Regions from separate parts of the Homo sapiens genome. Here regions 2, 3 and 4 are each linked to region 1. A link is a loop called in an ENCODE intact Hi-C map of the cell type or tissue named here. Cell type or tissue: MCF 10A. All regions are shown on one strand. Each heading gives the region's core, and the rest is flanking DNA. Links, peaks and the distances in the headings are about the cores only.

Region 1 (7,922 bases), core at 1,042-6,041:
GAAAGTGGGGAGGCAGTGATGATATTTAAGCAATCACTTCCAAACCAGACCATACATCAGAAATATATGAGCCATTGTAAATACTGAATCCTAAACCCCAGTCCATAAATTTAAGTCAAACAGTGGCTCAGGACCTAGTATTAAGAGAGCAAAGCTTAGCTGAGGTTGGGCAGGTATAACTGCTAAGCCATAGGGGAGCAAAGTTACTTTATCAGAGGGCGGCCTAAGTCCCATTAAGGGGCTGAGGATGAGACCAGAGAGGTGGTTTAGGGTGGGACCCAGCAAAGGTAGGTTACCTCAAGCTTTCCTTTTTGTTGCAAAAGTAAAAGTTCTCTACTTTATAATTTTGCTTGGGATTGACCCTTCTAGCATTGGATAATGGTCAGTTGCAAAGAGATGAGTGAAAAGGGGTGAAAGCAACAATGCAATGAAGGCAAAGGGAGTATTTGGAAAATATTTTCACACTAAATATGGTATGATCAGGTGTAGTCATAACAAAGAATGGTGTATATAGATGGCTTTAGAGTGTGTACATGTGTGGGCATGTGTGTGGTGTGTGTGTGTGAATGTGTATTTGTGTTCAGGAAAGCATACAGTAAAGAAAAGATTGGATAGGTAGAATGTACCTTTTTATGACATGCCAAGAAATTGGCACTTTACCCTACCTGAGATGGGGAGCCACTAACATTTGAAACAAAGCAGTAATTGGAAACATATAAGTGTCTTAGAAAGATATCATTAGTGAAAATGAAGAGAATGGGTTGGAGAGATAAGAAAAGAAAATCCAGTTTAAAAGTTACATACAGACATAAGATGAGGGACTGACTGGGTGGCAGGAGTTGCATGGATGGGAGGAGAGCCAAGAGAATTTGGAGAGTGGCTGTGAGGTTGAAAACATGGGGACAAATTCCTGGCTTTCATGTTTGTGTGATAATAATACTGCCATTAAACAATGGTAGCCAATAGAGGAGAAAATTCTGGAGGACACGTATTAAATTCAGTTTTGGAAATGTTGAATCTGGCTTACTTACAGACTGTCTAGCTGGAGAAATTTGGTGGCTGATGGAAATACTGATCTGGAACTCAGAAGGGGAGGCTGGCTGGAGATAGGGACCTGTGCAGGGAATGGGCCCAGAGACAATCTGCAGAATGAAGAGGAGGATTCAGGATGAAACTCTGCAAACACCAACAAGGAAAGAGCCTGTGAAGGAGATGACGGGAGAGCAGCGAGGAAAGGAGGAGAAAAACAGGAAGAGAACAGAAGCCAGAAGTACAGGATGTTTCAGGAGGAAATTAAATATCAAAAGAAATATTTTTTTTACAATAAGAAAAATTAGAATATTTACAGACTGAGGGGAAGTTACATTAGGGAGAGAATTTGAAGACGTGCACTGAAGAGGGATGAGTGCTGGGGCAGGGTTTCAGGGATAGTAAGAAAAGATGTGGTCTAGAACCTGGGTGGAAGGACTATCCTTGACCTGTGAACATACTGGAGAAAATACGTGATGGCCTTCATTTCAAAATTACATTTGCCTTCTGCTAATGGCCTATATTTAGTTTATAGATTATCTAGGCCTCTTATGTTCTCTCTTTTTCATCCTCAGACTGCCCATTTACCATTTTCATGGTATTAAGCACTTAGAAATGAGCACTGAAAGGTGATAAATATAGGACTAAACTATGAGTACATTTTCTTCTTAAGCACCTGTGAAAAGGTTTCTGGAAAGCAAATTTGAATGTAAGTGTTAAAATAAGATTTGAAGGTGATATGTTTTTAAAGTGGTTTGCATGTATGCTAGAGATGATACAAGATGTCTAAACACACATGTGTTTTATACATATTAACAGGTATATATATGTATATACAATTGTATATACATAACACGGCATATTGTATACTCAAGGAACAGGTTTTCTCTTAATTTAAGATCATCATAATGAAGCTCTGTCACATACATAGCTTTTAAATTTGAATTTTTGTATGTGATATGATGCAATTGTACATACTATAATTTTATAACAGTTATGTGTGTGTGTGTGTGTAATGATAGTGAATGAGAAATTTTATACAGATAGGGTAATGCCATACAAAATTTTAGATACTACTGAGCTAGAGATTTCACTTATTCATGTTAACCTGGGATACTCATGGTACCAAAAAACGATGCTGCTTCTCCAGGAACCTCAAGTGATATCACAAATGAGAGAGCTTTCTTATGAGGATCTTAAATTAAGAGAAAACCTGTTCCTTGAGTATACAAATGGCTGGAGTAGGAGGAGGGAATAAATGCACAAAACTTTTGCAGATGTTATTTTCGATCATCTCTGCTTGCTTGCCCTGAGGTGTCCTTATTAACTCCAGGTTAAGTCTCTGTTCCTGACTTCATGCCTTGCAGCGTTACATTCCATTAAAGAATTTCTCACTGCTCTTTACATAACAAGCCTCAACATTTCAAAGATAAGAAAATGATGTTATGTTTCCACAGCTTATTTTAATACTGGGTAATTACAGAGAGATGAAAAGCTTGGGTTTATATTTCTATTAGCTCTAGTTGTATTCCAGAGACTCATTTTCAATGTCAAGTACAACTTTACCTGAAATCCGTAGATTAGGGTTGGTGGCCCCTCAAAACAACTCATCTGGTTCCCGGAGAAAGTATCTGAAGCACCCAATACAGGTGAGACAGAAAACCTAAGATGCCCATTCTCTGCTCGGGCTGGGGACAGTGGTGCTATTTCTCTCTTATCTCTGACCTGGAGAAAATGCCACCAGGTTGACGTGGACTAGGATTCATTCCTCCACAATAAAGAATAGCAAGTGGCTGAATGTCAGTCTCAAAGGAGGACAGCTTAGGAAATATTTATCTTCTTTGTAAAAAAAAAAAAAAAAAACCACACACACACTTTAAAATCAGAGACAACTTTTTTGTTTTGTTTTGATCGCTGTTCAAACTACATTATACAAACGTGTCTCCTTCTCCCTCCAAATAAACTAAAATTCTTAAATTTGACCACACTCTAGCTCTGCCTAATGGTCAGGGAAAAAGTACTCAGGCGATGGTCCCACAAAAGCTCTCCACCCCAGCCTTATTTCCTCCTCTTAGTGTAAAAGAACTCAGGAGGTGGGCGGGCCCCACTGCCACAGCACTACAGTTAGAGCGGCTGCTCCGGCTTATTCTCTCATTGCGGCATCTAGGATCCAGAAGTGAAAAGAACTTTTCCTAGCCTAAGTTTACATTCGTCGAATAGACAATGTTACAACAATAAGAGGAAGGCAGAAGGGAAGGAAGAATTCCCCTCTGCCAAGTATTTAAGTGGCGCTTGGTTTATTCCAAGTCCCCCCGGGAAGAAACACAGCGCTTCGTCCTCAAGTAAGAAATAGAGGCATTATTCACATCCTTGGGTTGAAAAATAAGCATTTTGGGGCTCGCAGGCTTCTGCAAAGCCAGCAAGCACCGCGCTGGGGAGCTGCAGGCCGCCATCAGCAATGGATTCCGGATTTCCCTGGTCTCTGGCAGGCGCGGCACCTGTCTGAGCCAGGGGAAGTTGGGCTGCAGGACTCGCGGTCTCCAGGACACCCGCGGATCCCCACACTGTCCATGCTTGAGTGCGTGCGTGTCTGTCTGTGTGTGTGTGTGTGTGTGTGCGTGTGTGTACCTAAAACAAAGCACTCACTGAGATGACTTTGGAGGGTGCTTAACAGACAGGGCGAGACGCGCCTAATGGGGACGCAAGGCCTGGGATAGCAGGAAGGGAACGAAGAAGTATCTCTTTCCAAGCAGGTCCTGGTGGCTGGGAGCCCGAGTCCACGTGGAATCCGAGGGAACACACGGAGCTCGCTCCCTAGTTCCGCCCAATCCCTCCAGCGAGCCCCAGGAAGCCGCGCGGGTCCCTCCTGCAGCCGATGCAGAGCGAAATCCCCGCTTACCTTGACTGAGCGCTAACACCAGCAGCAGCGGCAGCGGCGCGGCCCCTGTCCGTTCTGGCCCCATCCTGGGTCTGACCGGGGGACCGTAGTTGCGCTGGGTTTGCAGAGGTTTGCAGAGGATACCCTTGGCCGAGGGATACGAGAACCTGCACACTCTAGAAGCTGTCCAGAGGGCTTCTCTCCCCCGCCCGGTGAGAGCAGGGAAAAGTTTCTGGGCAGCTCCTGCAGCGCCGAGGGCCCGCCCCAGCCCGCCCCTCCTGATTCCGCAAACACCGGATCTGCTCCGGCCGCGCCCCGCCCCACCCCGGCCCTGCGGCCCCGCGGGCTGCACCTCGGCTCGTCCACACGCGGGGCACCGCACCTTGGCTCCCGTACAGCGGCCCAGCCCCGGCAGCCTGGAGGCGGTGGGGATGGGGATGGCGCCCTGGCAGGCTTTCCTGCCCTGGACGGGACGGGTGGGCATATCCGACGGGCGAGCGCCCGCCCTGGCACCACTCCGCCCCCGCAGCCTGTCGCCAGCACGCAGGAGATGCCCCAGTCCCCGGGAGAACGTGGCCCCTCCGCAGCCCTTGGCAGCGCCCGGCTCCTGGCAGCGGGTGCCGAGGGCACTAGCCCTAAACCACAGTGCCTAGGGGCTGCGCGGTGCGTCCCTTTCTCTGTTTTTCCTAAGTGGGTGGAGAAAGGGACAAAAATAAGCGCAGAATGACCAGGTTAGAAACTAACTCATCAGGAAAGAAGATCTGCTCACAAGTTATGATTATCCAAGGTGATATTTAAGCAATACCTGCTGCAAGAGCTGTGTGTGTGTGTGTGTGTGTGACAGAGAGACAGAGAGAGAGAAATCATCATTACTTCCTCTCCTCCGAGATAATTAAGAGCTGATTTAATGACTGAGTTTAGGAGATTAACTTCAAGGCCAGAGAAAAGGCTGAGAGCCCATACATGCACTTGTGACTCTCCCTGTCTACATTACACCATGACATAGACTGTGACCATTTTCTTCCATTATTTCAGTCTCACATCTGGAAAGAGAACATTCTATATCCGAGATTTTTAGTTAAAAACCTAAGAAATAGGATATTAATTTTTCTTGTCTGAATCTTATGTTTTATCCAAAAGTTTGGCCACAAATTTCCAGCACATTGCTGAAACCAGAATTCTTCCAGTGACTACTTTTGTGAAGGAACGAACTGTTTTCATAAATCAAGCTTAAGGAGTTATGAGTCTAATAATCATCATTATTGTCATCATTCCAGATCTTCATGGAATGCTACTATGAGCTGAATGGGATGCCTGAGATACTGCCTCTAGGAAGCAAAGTGGCTCAAGGTGGGAAGGACTTAATAATTCATAAAAATCAAGCTCTTCTCTTTACTATAGATAGGGCTGATGTGTCACATTGTTAAAGTATTAAATTGGTATGCATCAGATGTTGCTGCTGATGGCTTATGACTAATACCCTTTGAACCCAAATTATATAGTCCCAGGCTCTTTCCTGTTTTCTTATCAGTCACTTACTGGCTGCACTTACTCACCTTGACAAACACCTGAAGGCATTTTTTTCTGAATTGTCTGGGGTACTCACCTGCTTACTAAAACTCCGGCTATCACCTGAGAGCTCTTAGGTGGCTGCTCACTAACCGGTGACACGATTTTGACGCTCCTTACAGACTTTTTGAAGGAAGTCAGCCAGGTTTCAGGGAGATGAATATCTGTCTGTTTCCTTCTGACTCACTGAAATGTGAGTAAGTGTTTGGAACAGACCTGTGTTTGGGAGGCAGGACACTTCCTTTAATGTGAGACAGGAATTTGTGTTTTATCTCTGGGGGTGGGGGGAAATAACATGCATCCTTCTTGGTTTTTGTTCTCAGAACTGGACAAATTAACATTACACTGTCATGAAGTGCAGAATAAGTCAGGAGCTACGATTTTCCAGAGCCAGGCAAAACTTTTAGAAACAAAGAACAAACTCCTGCCTCACATTAATTTTAAGAGGATAAAGTGTTCCTGAGACAAAGTAGTTTGAGAACCCCTTCCAGGGTGCTCTCCTGCCTAGTTGCAGTTGTGAGGGACACCACATTCAGAGCAGGAAATATGGAAGGTTAAGCTGGGGCTTCTCAAACTCTTTGGTCTCAAGAGCCCTTTACTCAGTAAGTCCTTTAACAAAAATCCTATTATGTGTGAACATAAATAATGTACATTTTATGAAAAATAACTATATTTCTCCAAATGAAAGAATCCGGGAGAAGAGTGGCATTGCTTTACATTTTTGCTAATATTTTAAATATCTGGCTTAAAAACAGACATTTGGATTCTCAGATCTGCTTCTGCATCCAATCTGTTACGGCATGTAGTTTTGGTGAAATTATATTGATTAATCTGGTGTTACACAGATATGGACTTAGAAAAACAGGAGATAATTCTGGATAATCCCCTGATACTACACCAAAACTCAACAAGTGGTAGTTTCTTAAAGTTGCAATGTGGAATCTGAAACCATATCAATGGTTTTTCCTATTCCGTGGCATTAAAATTCATTGATCTGCTGGCCTCTCCGTGTCCCTCTCCCTTTCTCTTCCTGTGAGTGCCCAGTGATGAAGAATACAATGACCACCAGTCCCCATCCTTGTTCTTGCACCATGAGGGCAAATGTCAACACAGTGAAAAACGCAGTAACGTCTCAGTATTGTTATGAAAATAGTTTTGACTTCACTGGCCACTTGAAAGGATCTTGAGAGACCCAGAGACCCTACTCCAAAAAGCACTCAGGGGTGAAGTGAGGCCTTCCCCTCTTTTTCTTTTCCTTAGCTCAAGACAGAGTTTTGTTGGGGAACACGGCTCAGATAAGTTTCCCCAGTGTTTCCTTCTGATCTGTTGTATCGTCATGCCCTGCCCTCCTTTGTTTATCCCGTTTTCATATAGACAATCACCCAAACCAGAAACCTCTGCTTTCTTCCCCAGGTGCACCACCAGCCCCCTGCTAACATCCCATTCCAATTCTGTCTTTACACCCTACTAGGGTTTTCTGTGCCATCTCCTATTTTCTGTTCCACTGCTAATCTCTCTTTGGTTCAAACCCTTTTGATCTTTCACCATGGTGACAAACTCCCATATAATCTCTCTGTGCTTCCTTCTCTCCTGTTCCAGTTCATCTTTTATACCTGTTGTCACAGTTATCCAAAAATGCAGGACTGATCTGCTGAAAATCATTAGATGTCTTCAGGACATTCAAAGTACCCTAGGGTTTAAGGTCACGATTTGGCTCCAACTCACCTCTGTGGGCTCCGTGGCTATCTTTCCCTCTTGCACACTATGTTTAGGCCAAATTCACGAGTTCACTGGCCTGCCTTTCCCATTCTTCATTGTCAATTCCTTATTTTTCTACTTAGAATAGCTTTCTTTTTTTCTTCCATTGTTTCAAATTCTACTTCAAGGCTCCAGTCAAATTCTATATTATTAGCCCAGCCTTTCCCATTTTCTTCACTGAGAACTAATCATTCTTCTTTCTTGGCTCTGGTTTCCTCTAGCTTTTTTTTTTTGTTTTTGTTTTTTCCCCCAAATAAACTTTCTTTTGTATGTATTACAGAGTAATATATTATTGAGTTATATGTGTATATTCTACCTTCTCATTTAAATGCTGGGTCTCTGAAATCTTATACATTTTTGTTATAAGAGTCTAGTCCTATACCTAGTAAATAAATTTCTAATAAATATTAATAGTTATTATAATACATTGAAATGAGTTTCCTAACAATTCCACATTCTTCTCCCTAGACCTGAAAAGGGTGGTAAATATGAACTTCTAGGTAAGTCCTAGTAATTTTGAAGTGAAGTAACCAGTGGCTTCTCAAATGTTACTCAGTGAATCCATGGGATGAGTGAGTAAAGCTTAGAATCCATTGAGCTTGACTCACACACAAGTCTCTAAGCACTGGCTGGGGTGCATAATGGCCAAAATAAAAGAGACACTCCTAACTTAAACACAAACAAAACA
Region 2 (7,922 bases), core at 1,179-6,178, 67 kb after region 1:
AAGTGCATTGCTTTTAATATAAATTGTATGTAATATTAATTAATATAAATATACACAAAATTTTAACTCAGTGGGATTCATTTGGAGATCAGAATTAAGAGCAAAGTTCACATTTGGAAACACTGATTACCTCTGATATAGCATCTTACACAGATTAATATATTTTATTGCCAATGTAATAAAAGAAACCTCTGTTACAAATCAATAAGACACAGTTATTTAATACAAATATCTTGCCAAAGTAAGGATTTTGCATAGAAAGGGAGATATGGTATCTTGATTTTCCTGCAGGTAAATTTTTTTTGCTTAACACAGAGGTACCTCTCTGTACGTCTGTTAACTGTTTTGGCTTTGATTGTTATTATTTTCCTTGACTCTGTTTCAGTTTCAGTGGTTTAAGGATTTTATGAAACACACAGTTTTTATACATGAGCTATCCTTTTCTCACACAGAATCTAAGAAAAGACATACATATTTGAATAAATAAAACAAAACTTTTTTAAAAAGCTTAATACTTTCACCATTGGTGAGGACTAATGTAAAAAATTCCTTCTATTCTTTCAAAATCAATCTAATAAAAGCAATTATCTCAGTAGCATGAAAAGTAGGCCAGGTAAATGATGTTAAGAGAACAAATAAATGAAAAACTGGAAGTTTACCTCAATTCCTGAAAAAACTAGATTTGGAGAATAATGCACTATTGTCCTGGTGTTATAGGCACTGTCCTTTGTATTTTTGACTGTGAGGCTAACGTTGAACTTATCATTCTGGGATCGGACAATCAGCAGGTCCTTTTCAGTGGTGGCGACATGCAGGCTGAGGTCTGAGATACATTTTTCCTTATTTCCACAATCTTTGGCAAAGGGAATCTGAAATGATGACAGGAAAGAATTTTTCAAAATTTAGCTACGCATTGTTGAAAATTACCCATCAATTTGTGTAACAAAAATGGCATACAGCCAAAGTAAGTTAAGCAACTCATAAGGAGAATTTCCCTGCAAAAATCTTAAGGGATTTTATATTTATCCCTGTAATTTATAGGGGAGAAGAGTAAACATTTACTTACAAATGTAAATTGTGCTTGTCCTTTTAAGAACGCACAATTTTCATGGGTGCTTTGCACTGGCTTTTGTCTGCCAGGGAAGGACAGTTTTGAAATACAAAGTCAAGTACTGCAAGATCTAAATCTACTCAACTCTAATCATGAGATTTTTCTCTTAAAATTAATCAAATACTTAGGAATATCATAAAGCTCAGTTGAGAGGGTGGAAAACGGTCAAGCCACAAATCTAGGAGTTTTGCTTGATTCTTCTTCATTGACCGCCTCTCCACCACCACCATATGTAACTCACCAAGCCCTGTCCATTCTACTCCTCTTCTAAATATCTCTCCAATCCTTTCTTGCTTCTGCAGTCCCACCACCACCTCACACCCAAGCATTCTCATTTCCTCCCTGAACTAAAGTAATAGCTTCCCACGGGGCTCCCACATCCACCTGTTTCCCTCCAACCACTCTTCACTCTGCTGCATCCTGTCGTGTGGCTGAACCAAATAAAAACCTTCAAAAGCACTGCACTGCTCTTTCAAAAGTTTAGAATTTGTGCAGTGGCACCAAGTCCCGAATGACCCGGCCCCTGCCTTTACCTCCGGCCTCACCTCACGTCACCTCCTTTCTTGCTCTTTAGCGTCAGCCACACTAGCGAATGTCGTTGTTTCCTTCATGCTCAGGACTTTCACACTTAGCATCCCCTCTGCTCCCCAAACTCCCCTAAATAGGGTGGAAATCACCCTATCCTTCAGGGCTCCACTGAAATGGCACAACTTCAGGAGGGCTGTCCTGACTTCTCAGCCTAGGTGGAAGTTCCTAGAGAGCTCTGAAATCCTCCTCCATAGCATATGCTCTAATTACTACTTAATACCTGTTTCCAGTGTTAGACTGTAAGCTCCAATGCCTGGTATGTATAAGACAATCAATATATCTGGTAGGAAGGAAGGGAGAATGGAAGATAGGTGTATGGGGAAAAAGAATTCCCCATCCCTCATATCTCTTCCATTGGAGCCACGCTAGTGACACCCTCCCTCTTCTCTCCCCTCACTCCACTCTCAGGGGTGGCACATGGACTCTAACTTTGGGAACAGGAACTAAGTGAACACAACTCAGTCCCTTTCTCTCATTTCTATTCTCAGAGCAGCTGTACCCACAGGAAGCACACATTTGGCTCTACTCCATTTGACAAGTTTTACAAGGTGGGCTCCATGAAGAAGGACAGAGATGGATCAGCACTGCTGATGACCTAGGTGGTTACTGGTGGTCTAAGTCCATGCTTCAGCGTGAGGACACCCTTTATACCTAAACCATACACTGCAATCCAGTGCTTATTAGAATAATGGGGGAGATTTCTTTCCATTGGTCCTAAATTCAAATGAGGTAAAAATGAGTGTCATTTATTAGTTTTCTTAAACTCCAACAATAGGAAATTAGAAGGATTGGAAAAAGTCTAGAAGAGCCTAATTCTTTTTTAAAACATTTTAAATTGATTTAGGGTTATGTGTGCATGGGTTTCAAGCTTTTTCCTAATGTTACCAGGGCAAACCTGGAGATATGGCTGAGAAAGTTTACTATTTTCTTGAAGAGTAGATAACTGAGAAAGTTCATTATTTTGTTAAACAGTAGATAGCTGAGAAAGTGCATTATTTTTTCTTAAACAGTTTTTTTTTTTCTAGTCTATTTATCTGTAGGTAAGCTTGCTGAAAAACAACTATAGACGGCCTGGGAGCTTCAGGACCCTTTGCCAATTACCAGAGGAAGATAAAGCCATTGAGAAAACGGAGCAAACAAGAACCAGCAACCCCTTGTTACCTTTAGATCATTAACATGTCATTATAATGCTAAAGTCCCTGCCATAGAAGAAAATGGCCACCATTTCTTGAACATATGTTGTATAAGGAAGCATGTTTATGAGCTGTACTTGTACATCTGGAGTTCCTCTCTGGACATGCTTACATATACCTCCCTGCCCCACATCTAACTCCTTAAAATTCCCCAGGTTTTCACAGCTTGAAGAGAAGGTCTTTAGAGCAAGAGCTCCCTCTTTCTCCATTCCTGACCAGGAATAAAATCTGCTTGCCTTTTTTTTCTTTCTTCCAGTTAGTTGTTCGTTCTTTGTGATCAATGCAGAGTAGTGAAAAAACACAGTTTACTAGTGACATTAAAATGTTCACAAGTTGGTATTTTGTATTTTAAAGAAATCTGACTTACATATTCATGTACTGAGTTTGGTAGAGAATCATCAAGAACAGGCCCATTTTCTGGATCGGTAAGATTAAAGTCCAACGTTATTCTCACAGAGTCCTGAAAGTCATGCTTGTCCTAGAGGGTGAAACATAAAATATATCACTGGTATCATATTTACCGGGTGTTCTGATCTTGTTATGTCTCCTTCTTCTGTTCCCAAGGGTCAGGCTTACTGCAGCATTCTTGTGCATCTAATCTGACATATGATCTCATCAGGCTTTTGCTTCCCTGGAGAGGGATTGGCATTCTGACAAGGGGCATAGGGGAATGTGGAGGTTTCAGAGTATGACCTGTTGACTCACTTCCAGTTCCTCAGAGGGCCCTGCTGGAGTGATGGCAACATCACACTTGGCTGTGTCAACATAGGAGCTACCTGCATCACAATATAGTTTTTCTTGAGACCTCAAGCCAAAGATCATTATGTAACACTTCCGGGAACATTTCCCAACTTCAGAAGGGCAAACTTTCTATAAAATGAGTTACATTTCATTAATATAATATATACCTACAGCTATAAGTTTTTGTTTGTTTGTTTGTTTGTTTGTTTGTTTGAGACAGAGTCTCTCTCTGTCACCCAGGCTGGAGTACAGCGGCACGATCTCGGCTCACTGCAACCTCCACTTCCCAGGTTCAAGTGATTCTCCTGCCTCAGCCTCCCGACTAGCTGGGATTACAGGCATGTGCCACCACACCCAGCTAATTTTTGTGTTTTTAGTAGAGACGGGGTTTCACCACGTTGGCCAGGCTGGTCTCGAACTCCTGACCTCAGGTGATCCACTCACCTCAGCCTCCCAAAGTGCTGGGATTACAGGCGTGAGCCACCATGCCTGGCCAAGAATTTTATAATGTAAAATTATTTGGAAAGGATGTGAATATGATTAATACTGTTAACATGCCACCAATAACAATAATCATTTATAGTATTCAAAATTATGAGCTTTATATACATTATTGCAAATTATTTCAACAGTCCTCTAAGATGAGTAACTATTATTGTCCTTATTTTACAGATGAAAGATTGACCCTCTAAGAGACCAAACGACGTTGCCAAAGTCTCTCAGAATGTGGAATATTTGGGATACAAATTCTACACTGGCTGACTCCAGAACAAATTTCAAAGTGCTTCTTTCAAAATCCAAAACAATTTTCGAAATTTTGAAAATATTTCAGTCCTTTAAACACCAGTACCTGGACATAACTTAGACACTGAATTTGTGGACAAACATAGACTGAGATGATTTTTAGCAGGTTGGAGACAATGCCATATCTGGTTTCATACCCATTCAAATTTTATCCACATTCTAATTCCTAAGTGTTCAGTTCTGATTAACTAAATAGGAGGGGCAACTCCAGTGTTATTTTACCAAATAATAGATTGATCTTGGTCCTGACAGAATAAGCTTCATGATAAGTATCATGAAGCATATCAACATGAAAATCACTGAGGAAGAACAAATGTGGCACAAAAGGGTGCACATTTTCTGTCACTCCCCTGCCCCTGAACTACAATTTTCAAAATACAGACTATGAATATATCAATAATACAGAAATAAGTCAGAAGTAGGAAAATTGGCCTGGTTCCTTTAAAGCTCCAAGTTTACCGTCAAGTCTCTAAGTCTTAATGTCAGTTACTAAAATCAGTTTCCTCATTACCTTCATGCTGCTTCTTGTTTTTATCACTCTCATGTACATTTTAAGAAAATGTTTAGGAAACTCCTGCCCTCTGTTGGGAACATTCCCCATATACACAGTGTCCCAACAAAATACATTTTAAATGATTCACACTGGCTTACCAGCCATCTCTAAACATTAATAGTTTGATTTCCAAAACTCCCTCATCCACTAAAATTAAAAAAAAAAAAAACTGAAGTAGCACAAAGCCTACAGATGATAGAAAATACCAGATAATTTTCCCCTTCGCTCTAAAATCAAACGGCGAGATATGTAGTTACATGGATCCCAGAAAGCATACAGCCCAGCAGTCTGCCCCCAGAGCAGTTAATCACTTACCAACCACAACTGACAGACAAGGCCCACAGAAATTAAATGTTTTCAAGTTGAAGGAATAAATGAATGAGTGAAAGAAATGAAGACATGAATAAGGTTTCTTGTCAACTAGAACACTGTGTCTTTTCCTGCCGTTCCATAATATATGGATGTCTGATAATGCAGACAGGGAAGACTAGAGATAGTTTTACAAATATTTGGAAATGAGAAAATTAGACCTGCGATTTTATGATAAAAATGAACAAACAAGATTTCCTTTATGACATCATAAGTGCATTTTGAAATAAAACAGTAAGAATTTGATTGACTTGAAATAAGACATCTCTACTGTATTCTTGATTTGGAATAAGGCAGCAACGATATATGATTTACTTGCCAACATGTAGAAGGAGTGCTTAGTGCATTCTGATTTTCGAACTGTGATGTTCCTTTGAACCTTTCTCTCTTGAGTTCCAGAGAAAAAACTTCGTGATATTTGTCTTAGTGAATCTAGGGTGACACGGTACTGCAAATCTACAAAAATTTTAAAAAATAATTGATGGAAATGTTTATTTGAAGTGATTCTCATATTGTACAGATTATTAAATTAGCATTATAGAAAAATCTCTTTGGCAATCAATCAAAAAAGATTCTATTGTTCAGCATATCCACACTGTTATAACAATGATATTAGCAGTCATGAAGATAACCTTGAGGAACTCTATAGAACTGGTCTCTGAGTTCACTGTGCTTTCAGTGTCTAATTACATTTATTGTTTATAATTCTTATACACACATGCACACCTGCCTATCATCTAATTGCCAGGCCACCACTGTATTTATTATATTTTCACTTAAAACATTCTTTTTAAGTTTAGAAATGTTGGAACCCTGCTTAGAATATTGATTATGTTATATTTCAATAGGGACAAAAATATACTTTAGTTATTTATTTACAAATATATACATTTTAATCTATTTATATATAAAATGACATTATCTCAGCTTATGGTCAAACCACTATTAAGGTTCAATAAAATAAGCATACCACAATAAAGAAAATAAATGAAATCTTACACTGTATATGAAGGCTACAATATTCCTTATTTGATCACTTAATTACTTTGCAAAAATTAAATAAGACTGAAATAAAGTTACATATAAAACTCAAAATCATTATTTTATGTTCTTATACCTCATTGATCTTTCTAGTCAGGAGGCTATTTCAGAGCATATACATGCACATATGGAACAAATCAAGAAAAACAGATTTTAAGGATTAATGGCTTTTCTCATTCTGCTTGTATTTGGTTACAGAGTAAATTTCTCTTCTTTAGCCAATGGCCTTTATAGCTTTGATTCGAGCATATTTCAACATCATTAAAAAGCTGCCTTAGAAAGTGGAGAACGGAGGGAGGAAGAGGAAGCACAGGCTGACCTGATGCACCTGAGAACACACACACAGAACAAGTCTGACTCTCGGAAACTAGGGTCACCTCAATGGAACAAAGGATCTCGGAAATGTGGGAATGGTAAAGTATTAGGGTTCTCTGCAATATCAGTCTTTCCCAAGAGGGGGCAAGAGAAGGGAGAGAAGAGTCATGGTAGAAACCTACAGGAAGGAAAACTGGGCCCATTTGTAGCTCAATTTCTAAACTCTACCTCTGAATCGGTATTTTTTTCTTAAGCGTCTCATTGTACATAGCAAGTAGGAGAGCCAGACAGAAACTATGGAGTGTTGAGGGCACTGCATACAAACATGTAATTTCTGCTCCAGAATTGACTGGGTTCCATAACCTATTCCTTTTGCAACAGAATTTTTTTTCAAGGTTCTGCATCTTCACTGGGGCAAATATGACGTGCAGCTCACCATGTGGGGAAAATACAATATCCTACTGGACTTCATCATGCTAGAGCAAATATATTGTCCTCTACCCAAAAGTACTTGCTATAATTATTTTGCTTACCAGCTTCATAAATCGTGTCTTCTTTAGACTTTAATTTCACATCAAAACACACTGTAGCATTTATGCATACTGTTTCCTTTCCCTCCATATGGCAGTTTTTCTTTTGAATATTCACTTTATTTGGCTCAAAATTCATGGTCACTTTAACTACGGCCACATCTCGGGACCTACAAACAAAAACAATGGGATTACTCACACATTTTTACATTTAATGAATGTCATCAACTTGGGAGTGCAAAGTGAGTGCATGGAAGAGGGTTCTGCTTCATGTATAATACAGCGCTCAGGACTCCATTTCTTTAATTAATCATTGTTACAGAAGAGATTATATCTGATGTTCTAAGACATGTAGGTTATATTTGGAAACCATTTGGGGCTTTTGGTTCAAACACCAAAGATCTAGTTTTTCCTGTGATGGAAAAGAGATGGAATCAAGTGTCCAGGTGAAACCCCAGAATCAACTGTATTTTGGGGATTTACGAGTTTGTTCCAAATTTGAAAGAAGTCTAAAGGTCCCTGAACAGCCCGTAGACCCCTGCTATCTCTTGTCTGGACTGTAATATTGTCTGTCCTTGTGAGTTCAGCTCTTCCTCTATTTCTAGGAAGGAAAAGCAAAATAACATTTGAGGCATTGTGCTAGACATGGATGCTATTTCATTTAATTCTTAAGGTTA
Region 3 (7,922 bases), core at 1,480-6,479, 79 kb before region 1:
ATAAGTAGGAAGCATGGTGGAAGTAAGTACAGGGTCTCATCACATACCGGCAGGGAGAATGATGCAAAAAACAAGTTTTCTGAAAAATCAACAACAATTCCAGTGTTGTATGCACTTTCCCTTTTATTTTTCAGCGTTACTGAAAATGTTAACCTTTTGTTTTGGTTGCTGACAATAAAGGGTTGTTCTCTGTTAAAAGTAAAAAGGAGGGGGGAAAAGCCATTACTGTTAAATAAAAAGGCCAGTATTTTAAAATTTCACTCATTAAAAAACTAAACTCTTTAGACTTACTTAGAATACTGAGAAAATTGCTGTGTAATAAACTATCTTTGCATCAAAATGATACTGACAACAAATAAGTAAATGCAATTGGATTGTTCTTTGTTGCTATTGTATTAGAGGGAATGGAACCATTTAAATACAGATAATTTTATATTTCTTATTGTTTTACTCCTATGTGGATGGTAGACATTGAAATTTAGTTTTTAAAGGTATTTATGAGTTATGAATGTTTCTTTTGTAGAAAAACTCTATAAACATTCGTTTGAATAAAGTAATCTAGTATGTCTTTTATTTCTACATTTTACAACAAGCTTTAAAGTAAAACTTACTGAGCAGCTGGTATTTGTCGGACATCTAGGACTAGATCAGAAATGCAAAGTCCGTCCTCACCACAGTCTTTGTGGAAAGGAATCTACGAAAAAGGAAAAAAGATCCATACATTTGCTCTTGGGTTGAAAAAGCAAATTACAGAAGAATACATAGAATATTATTCTATTTACATAAAGTACAAAACCAAACAATGTTCTAGGAATATATAAATGTTTAACAAAATAATAAAGAAAAGCATTAATAAACACACAATTCAAGATAATCATTTGCACAGGGGGAGCTAGATGAAAGTGTCTATGGCGGGGACAGCTATACGCAGAGCTTCATATGTATTGGTAATATTTTTTGAGTATGAGCACAAGGCATTTACTTTATTTTTATTTATTTATTCAACAAATATATATTGAACACATACAATGGGCCAGGCCCTGCTCTAGGGAGTGGAAACACAGCAGTGAACAAGAAAGACAAAAATCCCTGCTGTCATGGAACTTAAGTGTTAGTGAACTTTATGCATATGTAATTGTAGTTCATTTAGAAAATTAAGAATTTTCAGGCTGCATCCTAACCATCCTTCAGACACTATTGCAGTGACTGTGGAACTTTATTTGCCAGTCTAAATCCAGGAAGTGTAAGCTGCACTTACACTGAAGACCTTGGCAGTCTCAGAATAGGCTTCAAGGGCAGGGCTAGTGCCAGGGTTTTCCAGACTGATGTCCACACGCAAATCCAAAGAGTTGACAACATCAGAGGGCTCCTAAACATACACACACACAAACATACAGGGGGAGACAGAGTCAGTTTATTAGAGCATAGCAACATTAAAACAAGAAAATGATTCCAAATGTGTTTACAATTTAGAGCACAGTCAGCTCTCAATTATGTAGAATATCTTTGTTGTGAATAATCAAGACTCTCGCTTCTTTTCTTCCATCCTAATTCTGCTTTTAGCCTCTCTTCTACTAAGAAACCAAAAGAGACTTGGGTCTAGTAAGAATTTGAAGCAGGGATTCTTAGTTAAGCTCATCAGTTCTTGTCAAAAAAGCACTATGTCTATACAAATGAAACCCTAACATTTGAATTTGCCTTTTCCTCAGAAGCGGTATCTTGGTATTCTTTAGTCCATTCACAGGCAGGACTTACTCTTAACTCTTGGGGGCCTCCCAGAAGTCCTCCCAGAAGGACTTATTCCTTCTGGGGGCCTGTCTACCATGACAGCTCTGGACTATGAGGAGATGTTTCCTTGGCTGGCTGCGGGCTTAGCAAGTAGGATGTACTTTAACTGGCATTGATATCAAATAGTGAAAAAGGATTTTGTTTTTTTAAACTTTAAAGAAAAACAGCTTGGCTGTCTCCATTTCCTCACTAGGGATTGCATGTATAATCTGATCCACCAGTCAGCACAGGATGGGAGAGAAGGGAAATAAGATTTTTTCCTTTAAGGAATCTATAAAATTGTCACTTTAACAAAAAAGAAGTCTACGTCTTCACAAACAAGAAACCTTCAAATTGAAAAATGAACTAAACAACTCAACTGATTTTAATTCATCTAACCGTCAACTTTATGTTTTTCTAGTGTTTACACTTAGCATTTCTTGAAGTAAGATCTCTCTGTACCATCCATTTACATCAGAAATATTTGGGTTGCTCCTTAGATCTGCATATTCCTTGGGCCTTCAAACCTAGATTTCTGATGGTAAGAACCCAGAATATACATTTCCCAAAAGTTTCCCTGGCAGTTCTTTCGCACCTTAAATTCTGAGAACTGTATTCTAAGAAAGTACTTAAATATCCTTTTAAAAAAGTGATTTCCTGAGTAAATTATCCTTTCAAATGCCATTATGTGGTTTCCAAGGTGGAAATATTCACATCATTTATAAAATAAATTTCCGGCTGGAAGTTTTCTCCTGAAAAGCATTTTTCTCACTTGGGAAATTTTCAAAATCCATGTTAAATACAGTAATTACAGCATACGATTAGAACAAATAATTGTTATCTCATAATCTACTATATTTCATCTATGTTAACTTAAATCTAATAGTAGAAACCACAATTGGAGTTATTTTTCAGTAGCTGAACAATAAATAAAATTTTTCCCTGATAGGAAAATATCAAAATAACATTTATTGCCAATGGAAAGTTCTCTCTGTTAAACATTTAAGAAAACACTGTATCTATGATTTCTTTAAGAATTGTATTTTTAGCCCTTTCATTGCAATTCTAAATGAAATTTGATGTTGCTGACTTATATAATAGATTGTGACCATAAATATTAGCATAAAGTAAATATGCTTCTTATTTATGGAATTACATAAGAAAGGCATTCATTGGAAGGGTGAGCATTTTCTAACTCATAAGCTTCCATTTTTGACTTTTACCACTCTCTCGTCTTTAGGAAGAAATAAAGTCAAAAGGGATGTTCCTGAGGCCTTACCTGTATATAAATGATGTGCTCGGGGCAACTCTGTGCTTGATTTACTACCATATTCTTCTGCAGGCACCTTTCATTGTTTTCTTTAAATAACCCCCTGGAGGTTACTCTGGATGAAAATCCATCTGCATCAAGTGTGATGTTATATACAATGGCTATGATAAAAAAAATCATAAAGAAATGTTATTTCAAATCAACTTATAGGAAAAAGCATCTTTGCTTTATTGTGTCTTCTTGGACAAAGTATCTCACATCAAGAAAATATGGAAATAGTCTTCATATTGGTGGCTTGTGAACCATAGCTAGCACCACAAAGCATTTGTCATTCTAGCTCTGATGTGACGTAGGTGACTGTGCATACAAAGAAATGTGATTCAGAGAAATGTGGCTGGGAGCAGTGGAAAGGAAACTAGACTTGCCGCCAGGAAACCTACTGTGATGAACCTGGGCAAATTGCTCACTCCCACAAGCACGGGTTTCATTACTCATAACACGGAGACACAGAATGGAAAGGAACAGTTGCTGAGCGCCTGCAACTGGACACATTCTCATGTATGCCATACAAGTTTTACAATGAATCTGGAAAGTGAATTTTATTATCTTATTTTTCAAATAATGTACTAGAATAAGTGATGTAAAATAATTCACCTAAGTTCACATGGCTAGTCAGAAGTAAAAGTTGGGTATTTTTGAAATAAGAGCTCATATTCTTTCTGCTTCCATCCAGTTGTAAGAATTAATTGTTATTGTGAAGATTAACTGAGATACTCTAAGGGAACATGGACAGTGCTTGACCTATTCTAGATGCTCACATAGGGAAATGCATGCAACACTGCAGCAATAAAGTCTCAGTCAGGCAGACTTGGTTTGAATCCTAATTCTGCTGTTTATGAGCTCTGTGACTTGGGGCAATTTACTTACCCTCTTTGAACCTCTGTTTCCTAATACCAACTCATGAAAAAAAATTATGTGATAATAACTGATGTCAGTAGCCGATGTCTAAACTATCAGAATTATTACCTTCAACTAAAGTCCACTGGCCGTGTGTCCAAAATTGAGAGAGAACACCTGGTGCCATTCACAGCATCAGCTGCCTTATTGCCTTATTTGGGGTTATTCTATCTTACTTTATTATTTTCAATATTTTAAAGGTTGTATATACTTCCCAAAACATGAATTCTACATGTTACCTTGAAAAAAATCTATCATATATGTTGTACAATTTTTCTTGCTCCAGTGACTTAACAATGCCAACAAAGATAGATAAAATATTAAAGAATTAAATAAACTAAAAATAAGTTGTGAAGATGATGTAAAGGAAAAACAATGGCAAGGAGGTGAGTGCAGTTAGGACAAAGTTAGTCCACATTATAATGCTTTTCCTTTTTTTTTCAAGCAGCTTTATAAAAATGATACATCGCTTCATGGGCTATGTTATTAATCTTAAAGTGAAGTGTGCACCTGATGCAATAAATGATAGAAACCATATGCTTTATAAATTCACTTTCCACAGTTGTGAAGATGGGATTCACGTCTTACATACTATTATTGCCAAGCAATGAAGTGACAAATGAGCTCACAATCATTTCACTTGGCTTGTCTTTGTGGACCTGAAGGCATCAGGAAAAAAGATTTAAAGGGAAAGATGCCCAATAGTAAGAAAGGCCAGAAACCCTCGGCAGCCTGTGGATGGGAAGGAAATTCTCTGAAAGTAGAATTTTTGAGTGTGCATCACCATAAGGGTTGAAGTATAGTCAAAAAGGGAAGATACATGAGACACCTCTATGCTTCGGGGCCAGAAGAGCTGACCAGTTTGCTGTTTCTGCCAAATAATATATTTCCCAAGTTAACCTATTAGGCAGACTAGCCACAATGTTTATGCAGCAACGGTTTTTGACTTAACTATCATGTGTGCTCAGTTAGATGTGCTACATGGCAGGTCAAGTGACATATGCTACTCAAAATTGGGTCAATCTTTGAACATCTGCATGGAAAACTTCCAAATGGATATGAAAAGTAGGAAAATATGGAAAGCATGTTAAGATTTGAATCTAATTTTGCTTTGTGTTCTCATCTTATTTGTATCTTGGTATGAATTATGGCAAATAACCTGCTTCTGTATTTTCAGCTTTAAGTTAATATGTTTGTCACTTAATTGAATTCCTATAGGAACTACAAGTTCTGAAGTTTAAAGCCAAATTCTGACGGAATGGGAATTGGGACCCATGAAGCAGCAGTTAATGAAAGAAGGTAGCTTTGAATCAAGTGTTAAATTGCAAGCTATGCATTGAGCATGGTGAGATAATTGGGGCAGAAGAGATGAAGGTGAGATAGTGTGCTTAGAAAAAGCTTTGAAGAGGAGGCAGGACCTCTGCCAGGCCTTGAAAGACAACTTGGCCAGCCCAAGAGAAAAGACAACAATTCCTGCTGATGCTTGCCCACAATGATTTCCTCATCCTTCCCCATCTGATGAGACATAATTCAGACTTTTACTCATTTCTCTGTATTATTTAGAACATTTAAAACACTGGGTAAAAGTTATATATTGCTTTTCATGTTTTCTTTCATTATTTCATGTTTATTAATTCCTCAACGACAGGAAAAATACTTGATACTTTTACTGAACCTGTCCTATATAGATCATGGCATAGCCAACATGATATAGTCATTTGAGTGGCAGTTCAGCATAATCTGTGTATGCTCAAGGTTTTAAGTAAGAGAAATGGAGGTAAGAGAAACTCAAAGGATGGAAGCAGGAGGGCCCTTGGTTATGTCATAGAGATTACAACTTTCTGCAGCAGAACCTTCTAGAGATGTGGAAGGAAGATCTAAACAAATCTTCCATGACTAGTGAACCATTCTCGGGCATCTCCAGTGTAAGGAAACTTAAGTGTCTATAACTAAAACCCTTATTTCTCTTGGCCTACAAACCAAAATATGTTATATTCAGGACTAAAACTCTGTAAGCCAACCAATTTCTATACAGATTATTTCAGATCTACGCACCCACTTGATTGTTTTGCTTAGTAGGTCTGAACTTTGCACTGAAGCAGAGTTTGAGAATTATCTGAGCATTCTTGTTGACCAAAGTGATTTTTTCTGGTGTGAATGAAGCTTCTATAGCTACATCAGCAATACTTTGTGACCTAAAAGACATAAAGAGTAACAGATGGATGGATGTTATTACTGAGCACACGTATTATATCCTTTATCATAGAGGACCCAGTACCAGCATTACTGAATTTTTCTCTCTACTCTCTATCAAAGCACTTTAGCAGTAGTATATATTTGAAAGCTCTAAGATGGCAGACAGAGATAATTTTTTTTTTAATTTGTGACTGCATCACTAACACAATACATGTTTAACATATTAGTTATTTATTATACTTTAGGTTCTGGGATATGTGTATTTACTCTTGATATGCTACTCTGAAATGATTTTAACTGATTTATTCAGTAAATATATTTTCTTGTTTTTTTAAAGTCTTAAGTATTATTCTTGAGTTTTATTTTTTCCACATAAAAGTTTCATTCTGCAATAAAAATAATGTACTTCATTCTTTAAAAGCACAAGTGAGATTTGTAAATAGTATCATTAAACTCAGAAATAAAAAATAATCAATGAATATTATTTTTCTGTTCTTCAAATATTTGTACATTTAAAGCACATTTTTTGACAGAGACAAATGAATGGAGATTCTTGATTGAATAAACAACTTCTTTCTGATTCTATTCCCTTGCCGGCCCAATATACTTATTTTTGACCTTGAATCACATGACCTTCACACTGTTCTCTCTGAATCTTCAACTCCTGTGGAGGTCAATGAGAGGTCAGCTAAACCTAAATAATGGCTTATTGTTTATGACTAATAATTTTAAAATATACCATTCAGTCACATAGAAGTTACACTTTACTTGTGTGGTCTGAATTTTCAGTATTTTTGAATGCACTCTCATGAGGTTTCCCTTCTGTATGCTGAGATAAGGCTATTTATAGGAAGATAACATTCAGAAATAGCCTGGATACCATTTCCAGAACTTTATGTTTTCTATGTACTGTTTTACTCACCATATGAGGAGAGAACTATATTTCTAATGGTAAGCAAATATATCTATTTTTCCTACTTGGAAAAACACATTTATTCCTTTGTGCAAACTATGATACATCGATTCCCTATAGTCTTATAGAATGCATGTGGCATTTCTATAATACCAGTACAGACATCTGTTCTGCTTTCTTAGCAGGTAATTTTTAGTTAGTTTGTGTCTGGCTCTTCCTGACTCACCAGAGTTGAACCACTTGTCCAAAGGCACCAATAGACACATCGGTGATGGAATCCCCATTTAAATCTCCATAGCCATCCAAGGACCTCCCAAAGTACTGGAGATGGCTCCTAAAGGCTCCATCGGATCCCAAGATTTTCTAAAAGAGCAGGTTTGACACGAAATTATAGTACACAACAGCTGAACCAGAAAATGGCAGCCTCTGAATTTCATTATTATATTTTCTATATAGTAATGTCCCAGATTGTGTTTATTCTCTACAAATTCTAAAGATTCATTTTTTAATCACATCTTATTATCTGATCTCTGCATCACTCTTACAGCCACATTTTCATCGAAGGGACAGCATAAATCTTTAATAAAAAATCATAAACCAGTGAAAAGATCAGTGGACTTGGAGCAAATTGATGCAAGTTCAGGTACAGGGTTAATTTCCTAGTTCTTTTCCTTCCAGTCTTACTCCAAAATTGGCTGCTCAGTGAGGCCTCATTAGTCACCCCTTCAACCACCTGATACTCCTATTGCTGAAATTTTATTTCCTATTTTAGTTTCATTTGCTTTTTTAAAAATTCCTTTATTACTATCTGGAATACTT
Region 4 (7,419 bases), core at 2,420-7,419, 110 kb before region 1:
GCAGTGTTCCATAGACTTGGGTATGATTTCCTTTATCACTCTAAAAGTTAAGTGTAATTGTTTTCCATCTTTGTACTAACTCTGATTCTTGAATCTTTCTTAGTAATTCTATATTACCATGAGAGGAATATTCATGTATTATTTTTGGAGGACAATAGGGATGGCTGTTAGTACCTTTAGGGACTGCCTAGTGAGTTTTGATATTGGGAGAGCTCTTGTTGCCTCTGTTGCTGTAACAAACTGCAGTTGTGCCAAGACTTGCAGGCCCTATGACAATCTGTGACAGATTCTTTTTGATATAAATGCCTCGAAAGTCATTAGAGTGGTTTGCCTTTTTGTACCCCTAAAAAGAGAAGAGTTCTTGGCTTTAAAAAGAAGCCAGTAATTGAGACTGTATCTATCATACTCTGTTAGTTACTAGTTTGTTATTAATAACCAGTAGTTTTATTAATGGTTATTATCACTCCTATTACTTGATATGTATTATTTTAAATTTTGTATTATACTCGTTAGGACATAACTTTGTATTTCTAGGCATTACTTGGCACTGTGCCTTGTTGAGTCAGATGTTTGCTCTATCAATGAAAGGATTTTCCTTGGTGCCCATCAGGAGGGTTTAGTGGATAGATTCTAACAAATTAGCTGTAGCATCAGCCTCATCTACTGCCTCTGCTGAATGCTACTGCAATTAATTACTCTTTTCTAACTGTATGTTTACGTAAAATAGAACTACAGTATAATTCTAAGACTGCATACCTGGATTTTTTTTCATCTGTCTAGCAGATTCTTTAACACGTAGATTCAGAGATGATGGTGATTTTTTTTTCTCTTCATCTTGTTAAAGCTTGGTTCCAGTGTCAGAAGCAAGCATAATCATTGCTGTGTCCTCAGCCCACAGAGCTGCATCTCTTGAAGCTGTGAGCTATGCCATTGATACTTTAAAAGCCAAGGTGCCCATATGGAAAAAGGTAAGTTAAGAAAATAACACATTTTAGCATGTGGACCTGATTTTTCTCAGGAATTTTTAGATAAATCCCCCCATATTTATGGACTTTTTACTGACTGTAGTATCTTGTTTTCTTTATCTGTGAAATATCTTCTTTCCAAGATTTGTTAAGCATGAAAAATATGTGCCCCAAAGAATGCATGGCACACAGTAAGCCTCAATGAGTGATAACAGTGAGAATTCCTAGTCTGGACTGTTGGAGGGGTTCATACATGAAGTTATTTTCCTTGGATTATAATTCCCTTGAATTAGAGGGTCTTTCTGTTGGAGAGTGAGAATAATGCATTAGCTATTTAGGTAATGGCTAAAATAGAAATTCTTTAAAGTGAAAGAGGCTTTTCCTAGAGGTCCTTTTTAGGGAAGAAAAAAAAATGGTGAGATATTGCTCCCTCTGAGAAAATGCAGTGAGTGGATTTAAAAACAGAAATAGGAACTTCTGGCATGTTTTCTGTCAATAAGGGCAAGTAATTCTCTGGTTAAATAGAGCATTCTGATGGGATGAAAAGGCCCAACTCCCTAGTTTCTCCCCTGGTGTAGTAACATTAACAGTGGGATTGTTCTGTGGTTGCACATTCAATGTCTAGAATTGTCTAGAATTGCCTACAGCGTTGTGGTTGACAGAAAGCTGAGGAGTTAATGAACAGCTCAGTAGATGAAAAGACCAGAGCAGAGAGCCAGGGCTTTTAAAGGGCACTTCTCCCCTCCTTCCCAGGGGACCTGCCTCAGTCAGTGGTAGAAATAAGCAAGTTGGACTCATAACCAGGGCCTGGGAAATTTGATGACCATGTTTTCAGAATAAAATTGAAGCCCATTGTTAGAATACGTAGGGATTAGAGGATAGAATATGTGTGAAAGGAAACTTAGTGAAGCTCAGATATATTGTTCCCTTGCTGTGAACAAGGCTGACACAACAGGAGGCAGGCCCCCAGAGAGCGAGAGGTAGGAAGAGCATTCTAAGATCAGCTGCAAGCCTGGAAGGCAGGGGTAGCTTTCTTCACCAGGGAGGAAAGGGTGCACAGTCAGTGGACAGAAAGTAGATGGGAGCAACCCCAGAAATACAGGTAATGAGCAGGAGTTGGGGCATATTCTTGTTTTCATGCTTTGAGGACTAGTTGGGCTTCGTATTTTGCTTTTGTTTGTCCATAGAGAGTCCGAGGAAGTGCAGGAGTTCAGAGGACAGTTGAATTTGAATTCCTCTCCCTACAGAAATGGAATGTGACTAGAGAGTGAGAAGAGAAAGTGATATGTTCTCCTTACCCCTCCTTTCCACAAACTATGTAACTTCTAGTCTGGTTCTAGTCTCGGCCTGTGCTTTGAGATCATCTGTGATATAGGGAAGGGTGGCAGGTAGGTAGAGTGCATATGTCAAAGAACAGCTCATACCAGAGGGCAGCTCAAACTTGTTTAGGAACTTCTGAGAGGTGACCACTTAATTCAACAGCTAATGAAGATATCTGCCTTTGGAAAAGCATATTTAGAAATGTTGAAGTAGTAGGTATGTTTGGAAAGAAAAAAAAATGTTTAAAACTAAAGACTTTCTGTCTTCCCCTATGTAACCTTGCCCATGATGTCTCTCGTCATGATTGTTAAAAGAGGAGCCATTGAAATAGATGTGATATTCATTTGTCTGATTTATTCAAATATATTTTATATTCGTATAGTAGAATGGTCTATTTTTAATACCTGTTATGATTTTGTTTTTTAGGAAATATACGAAGAGTCATCAACTTGGAAAGGAAACAAAGAGTGCTTTTGGGCATCCAACAGTTAATCACTTATGTTTTTAGAGCATGCAATCTTAACTTTGTTAAACTATTATTATTGATCACATTTTGATTTTTTTCTCTCCACATCAGGATAGTTTACTGAAGCACAATCTCTTATACTAGTGGGACAAAAGGGAGAAAAAGGAAGCAAGATAAATGGGTATGTAGGATGAAGGGTTATTTAAAATGGAACTAAAGATAGAAGGAGGACTGTAGGAAGAAATGGAATAATTTAAATGTGAGGAAAGATATCTGTGGTAGACATGTCCTTCCATGACTAATTTCTAATTGTAACTCAACACACATTGAGGTATGGGCCCTCCTCAGTGACTTTAACTAGCTCAGAAACGTACTCCCCCACCAACCCCACCTCACCGCCCCCCATCCCGGTTCTGGGAGAGCATTGTTATTAAGGATGCATGACAGGAATGTTGGCAGAACTGGAAAGTATTAAAAAAGCATTATCAGACAGTCTTGATATTATACATTTTCAGAAATATATTAAAAATAATAAACTAAAACCCATGATTTCAAAAGTTTAAAAAGAGTATTTTCTTTTTTTTTAAATTGCCTAAAATAGTTCTCATTATGGAGATTTCTGGGATTTCAGAATCTATAATCTTACCAGAAAACTTTTTGTTGTTTTTTATTAGTTGTTAATTTTGTATCAATATACAAATCAGCACAAAATTGTCATAAAGCTAACTAGCAACAAGGTGGTTTGTGTTGAAATGTTTAGGTAAACAATGCCCCAATTTTTAACTGGTTAAGCTTTATAGTATTTTGATAGACTTGTACATATAAGTCCCATATAGTTCTTAAATTTTTTTTTCCAGCTTTATTTAGGTATACTTGACAAAAATTGTATGTATTTAAAGTATACAATGTGATTTTTGATACACATATACATTGTGAGGTGATTACCATAATCCAACTAATTAACATATTCCTCAGCTCACATAGTCCCCTCTTCTGTGTGGTGAGAATATTTAAGGTCTACTCTCAGCAAATTTCAGGTAAACACATAGCTCATAAAATAATAAAATACAGGCAAAATTTGGGCAGTCGGCATCATCACAAAATTTGCATTATGCATATTAAGAACAAAAGCTATACTTTCAGACACTTAGATTGAAGGATTTTTTTCTTATGTCTGGGACAAATAAGAAACGTAGTAATCCTATTTGTTATATGTAGTGAAAACATCTTTTACCTAAGGAACCCATTTATTCAACAAATATTTATTGAATGCCTGTTTTGTGCCAGGCACCCACCCAGTGATCTTTTTCTGCCAACCTAAAATACCTTGAGGAACACTCTGCATCTTATCTGTGGCTGGGACCCATAGGACAGCCACACTGACTTTAGGAATCACCTGGTTACATCAGTTGATGCTTGTTCATTAGTCCGTCTGGAGAGATTGGGCCAGAAGGATACTGGAAGGGCAGACAAACCCTCCGCCTACTTCCTCTGCCGGGTTCGGGTTGCCTGTTTGGTCTCAGCCTTACCTTCACAGTTCAGTGTCACTCTGGCTTGCCATCGAGCTTCCGCCTGTCCCCATTGGAGAGAAGGGGTGGGTGTTGGCTGTTGCATTATATCTAAAAGCACATTATCATGGGGTTACTGGGTCACTGGACATTTCTAGGATTTTGGACATAGGTTGTTAAATGGATGTTATGTCATATGCAATGTTGATAGGTATATGTGGATTTCAAGACTTTCCTACTTAGATATTTCTTTAGAAGTTCCTTATTGAGGGTAATGATGTTTTTAAAGAACATAGAACATTCTTTATGTTTTAAAAGAATCATGCCTTCATTAAGTAGGCTTTATTCTAAGTTTGGAACTGAGACTGTTATGCTTTTAAAGTCTCCAACAGAGAGGTTAAGGAGTTAACCTGGGGCATGCCAGAACTGGGATGGAATGGCCTTGAAAGATTTTAGTGCATTGCACTTGACTTAGATAGGATCTTTACTGACCCTTGCTTACTTAGGAGTGGCAGAGTTAATTGGTGGTTCAGATATTAAGGGGCTACTGTCACTCTGATATGTAGCTTTTCTATCATCTCTGTAACTTAGCTTCAAGTAACTAGAAGAGTAATCTAAAAAAAATAATTAGCCTTTAATCAGATTGCCTGCAGTGTTTCTTGGTCACTTTAAAGCCGTGACTTTGCATGATTGCTAGGTAAGTTCACTTAAGAAATAGGAAATTCAAATTATTTATGTTTCAAGTATTTTTGAACAGGTGGTAAAATGAAATTGATTTTTATCATCTTTGAATGAAAGTAACAGCAGATATTCAATGAGTGACTTATTTTGTGGACATTTTTGTCCTTTGGATATGATGTATAGAGTCACAATATATTTTCAGCCTTTTTTGAGAAATAAGTGATTTAGACATCTTACACAGTTACTGAGCACCTGGTACAGTGAAGATCTCTCAAGAATGATTTGTGTGATGTAGTTCGGTGGATCATCCAGCAGAGGGCAGTAGAGCCAGAGCCATAGTAAAAGTTATAGTAAAGTTGCTCTTAGCAACTTGAGTCTTACTTAGATTTAATTTTGCATAGAACCAAAAGTTCAGTTTAGTAGCCATTTTCTTTAAAGTCAGGCTGTAGTGGTTCCGAAATGAAAATTAGGCCCTGATTTTATGTAAGATGATGTCCAATCTTTAATTGACACCTTAAAAATATTAAAAGATTATGATAGGATCAGGAAGGAGTTTTTGAAAATGCAATTTGTAGTTTTTAACAAGTGATGTAGAATAAATAAAAAGAAGTACTTTTTAAAAAGTAAGTATAAAATTATTTTCCAGTTAACTATGGGATATAAATGATTGCTTTAATACAGGTCTTCCTAACCTGTACAGCATTTCCTAACCTGCTCTGTGAAAAACAAAGAAATAAAACTTAGTGCTCTCTTTCTCTAACATTTTATTTTTTAAGAGCTGGGAGGGGGGGGGTCTCATGTTGCCGGCCTTGAACTCCTGGGTTCAAAGGATCCTCCCTGCCTCAGCCTCCCAAGTAGCTGCAATTCCCACATTCAGCTCTCCAAGATTGTATTTTAATGTGAGATATATAGCAGACACACTTATTGATGGTTGTGCTGCAGTGAGCTGCCCTCCTGAGACGGCTCAGCACAACTGCGATGGGCAGGGAGGCATGTGAGAGAGCGCCGCAGACATGAATGGAGATGCTGGTGCATCGCTATTTATGGCAGCACACACACACTTTCCACCCTGTCTTTGCATTACTCTGCCATCTGTACAGCGATGGCAGTCTGTGAGCCCAACGTGTACTTACTTTATAACTTACAGCATATTTATTTCAGCATATTTACTCTTTAAAAATATTTAAACCTTCCTGCTTATTATGATTTTTTTTAAACTGTGCAGATGACTCTGCTTTTGCATGTTGCAGCAGTTTGGCTGATTTTTTTTCCCTCTCTATTCCAAGCACACATTTTATTTCAAAAGGTAAGCTTTAGAGCAGTGCTTCTCAACTTCAATGCAATATGAATCACCTGGGGATGCTGTAGAACTTACAATTTGACTTGAATAGTTTTGAGTGGCCCCTGAGATCTGTGTTTTTTAACAGGCTCCAGGTGATGCAGCACCATCTGTCCCTGGGCCACACTTTGAGGAGCAATGCTTTACACTGTCTCAAAACTTCGAAGGCAGTTTAAGAGTCTTACAAAAGAAGATCCTTGTGGTCACTGCTAGAAACATAGACTGGACACTTATGGCAAATTAATTATAGCCTCAGTCTTCTTAAATTGAGTCTTGGATGTGAGCAAAGTGAATGTATAAGATAAAAATAGTAAAATATATAACTTATAAAAGCCCAAAGAAAATGGCTTTATTTTCAAAACAATTGTAACAATATTCAATAATGTGGTATGAAAAAAGTGGGTTACAATAATGAAACTTTTCTGTTTGTTATACTTGGATATGAGAAAAACTACTAACTGTTGACTACAATTTAATTTTTGTTTCTCATAAATCAAATGAATTCTGCAACTTTTTGTACAAACATGCATTTATTTTTACAGTTTTTGTGGAAAGAGGCAAAACACATTTAATCAAAAACATCAAACACCACATTTGAAAAAAGACTTATCTATTATGTATAAAGGAAAATATCCAAGACAATTTCTTTAAAATATATACAATTCTAACATAGTTATGCAATATATACATTCATATTTTGACTTAATCTGCCAAAATAAACAGGTACATATGAAACTTTATTTACATAATGGCTACAGTTTCAGTCTTTAGAGTTCAAAGAAATAGTTAAGATTTTCACCTATTTCATACTTTTCCCCCATGTTTCTCATTCACCTCTAGAGGTTTAAATTAACCTTTCAAATTGATTAAAATGGGTATGCCTGAATGTACACAAAAGGGCATTGTTTTATGTGTGCAAATTGAAATATTAAAGATGGATCAGGGATCTCAGTTTAAGGAATCCTGCCTTCTGTATGATGATGTCTTAATTTTTGAGATTTTCATATATTGGGTTATAGCTATATATCAGGACAGGTAAATACATTATAAAATTATAACCTTTATAATAATTTTTAGTATAATCACTTGTGTGACTATAATAAATTGGCTTTAGTTTTACTCTTCACAGTTTTAATAGGT

What was found. A loop is a pair of places that touch in the nucleus more often than their neighbours do. Peaks named below come from ENCODE experiments on the same cell type or tissue, not always from the same donor. Only the 100,000 strongest peaks of a DNase experiment are listed, where the experiment ranks them.
Region 2: it touches region 1 in a loop (12-fold over the local background); 3 of 110 quality-filtered maps call a loop at or near these places.
Region 3: a loop joins it to region 1, with 2.9 times the contacts of the local background. A loop is called at or near these places in 3 of 110 quality-filtered maps.
Region 4: it touches region 1 in a loop (7-fold over the local background); 14 of 110 quality-filtered maps call a loop at or near these places.

What each region holds. Positions count from the first base shown.
Region 1 is chr5:52,985,539-52,993,460 of GRCh38, reverse strand. ITGA2 (integrin subunit alpha 2) reads right to left here and starts at 4,109. Exons shown (of 30, transcript NM_002203.4): 1 at 3,929-4,109. The coding sequence starts at 3,992. It overlaps ITGA2-AS1 (ITGA2 antisense RNA 1), which reads left to right and starts at 3,175. Exons shown (of 4, transcript NR_186583.1): 1 at 3,175-3,371; 2 at 5,185-5,257. RefSeq lists a silencer at 4,156-4,305 and an enhancer at 4,770-5,969. In MCF 10A, for the core only: a CTCF peak has its summit at 3,457; DNase peaks (open chromatin) are centred at 3,150, 4,160 and 5,610.
Region 2 is chr5:52,918,225-52,926,146 of GRCh38, reverse strand. It overlaps ITGA1 (integrin subunit alpha 1), which reads right to left. Exons shown (of 29, transcript NM_181501.2): 16 at 7,249-7,415; 17 at 5,679-5,815; 18 at 3,260-3,370; 19 at 660-869. Among named protein-coding and RNA genes, the nearest start is that of ITGA2, 67 kb to the left of the region's middle. In MCF 10A, for the core only: no CTCF peak of the experiment used is centred there; a DNase peak (open chromatin) is centred at 3,586.
Region 3 is chr5:53,065,385-53,073,306 of GRCh38, reverse strand. ITGA2 (integrin subunit alpha 2) reads right to left here. Exons shown (of 30, transcript NM_002203.4): 15 at 7,330-7,466; 16 at 6,050-6,189; 17 at 3,047-3,198; 18 at 1,259-1,369; 19 at 612-694; 20 at 48-189. Among named protein-coding and RNA genes, the nearest start is that of MOCS2, 40 kb to the left of the region's middle. In MCF 10A, for the core only: no CTCF peak of the experiment used is centred there; a DNase peak (open chromatin) is centred at 3,476.
Region 4 is chr5:53,093,960-53,101,378 of GRCh38, reverse strand. ITGA2 (integrin subunit alpha 2) reads right to left here. Exons shown (of 30, transcript NM_002203.4): 30 at 6,600-7,419. MOCS2 (molybdenum cofactor synthesis 2) reads left to right here. Exons shown (of 7, transcript NM_004531.5): 5 at 1-20; 6 at 845-968; 7 at 2,712-5,700. The coding sequence ends at 2,777. Among named protein-coding and RNA genes, the nearest start is that of MOCS2, 12 kb to the left of the region's middle. In MCF 10A, for the core only: a CTCF peak has its summit at 5,245 (motif pointing right); a DNase peak (open chromatin) is centred at 5,248.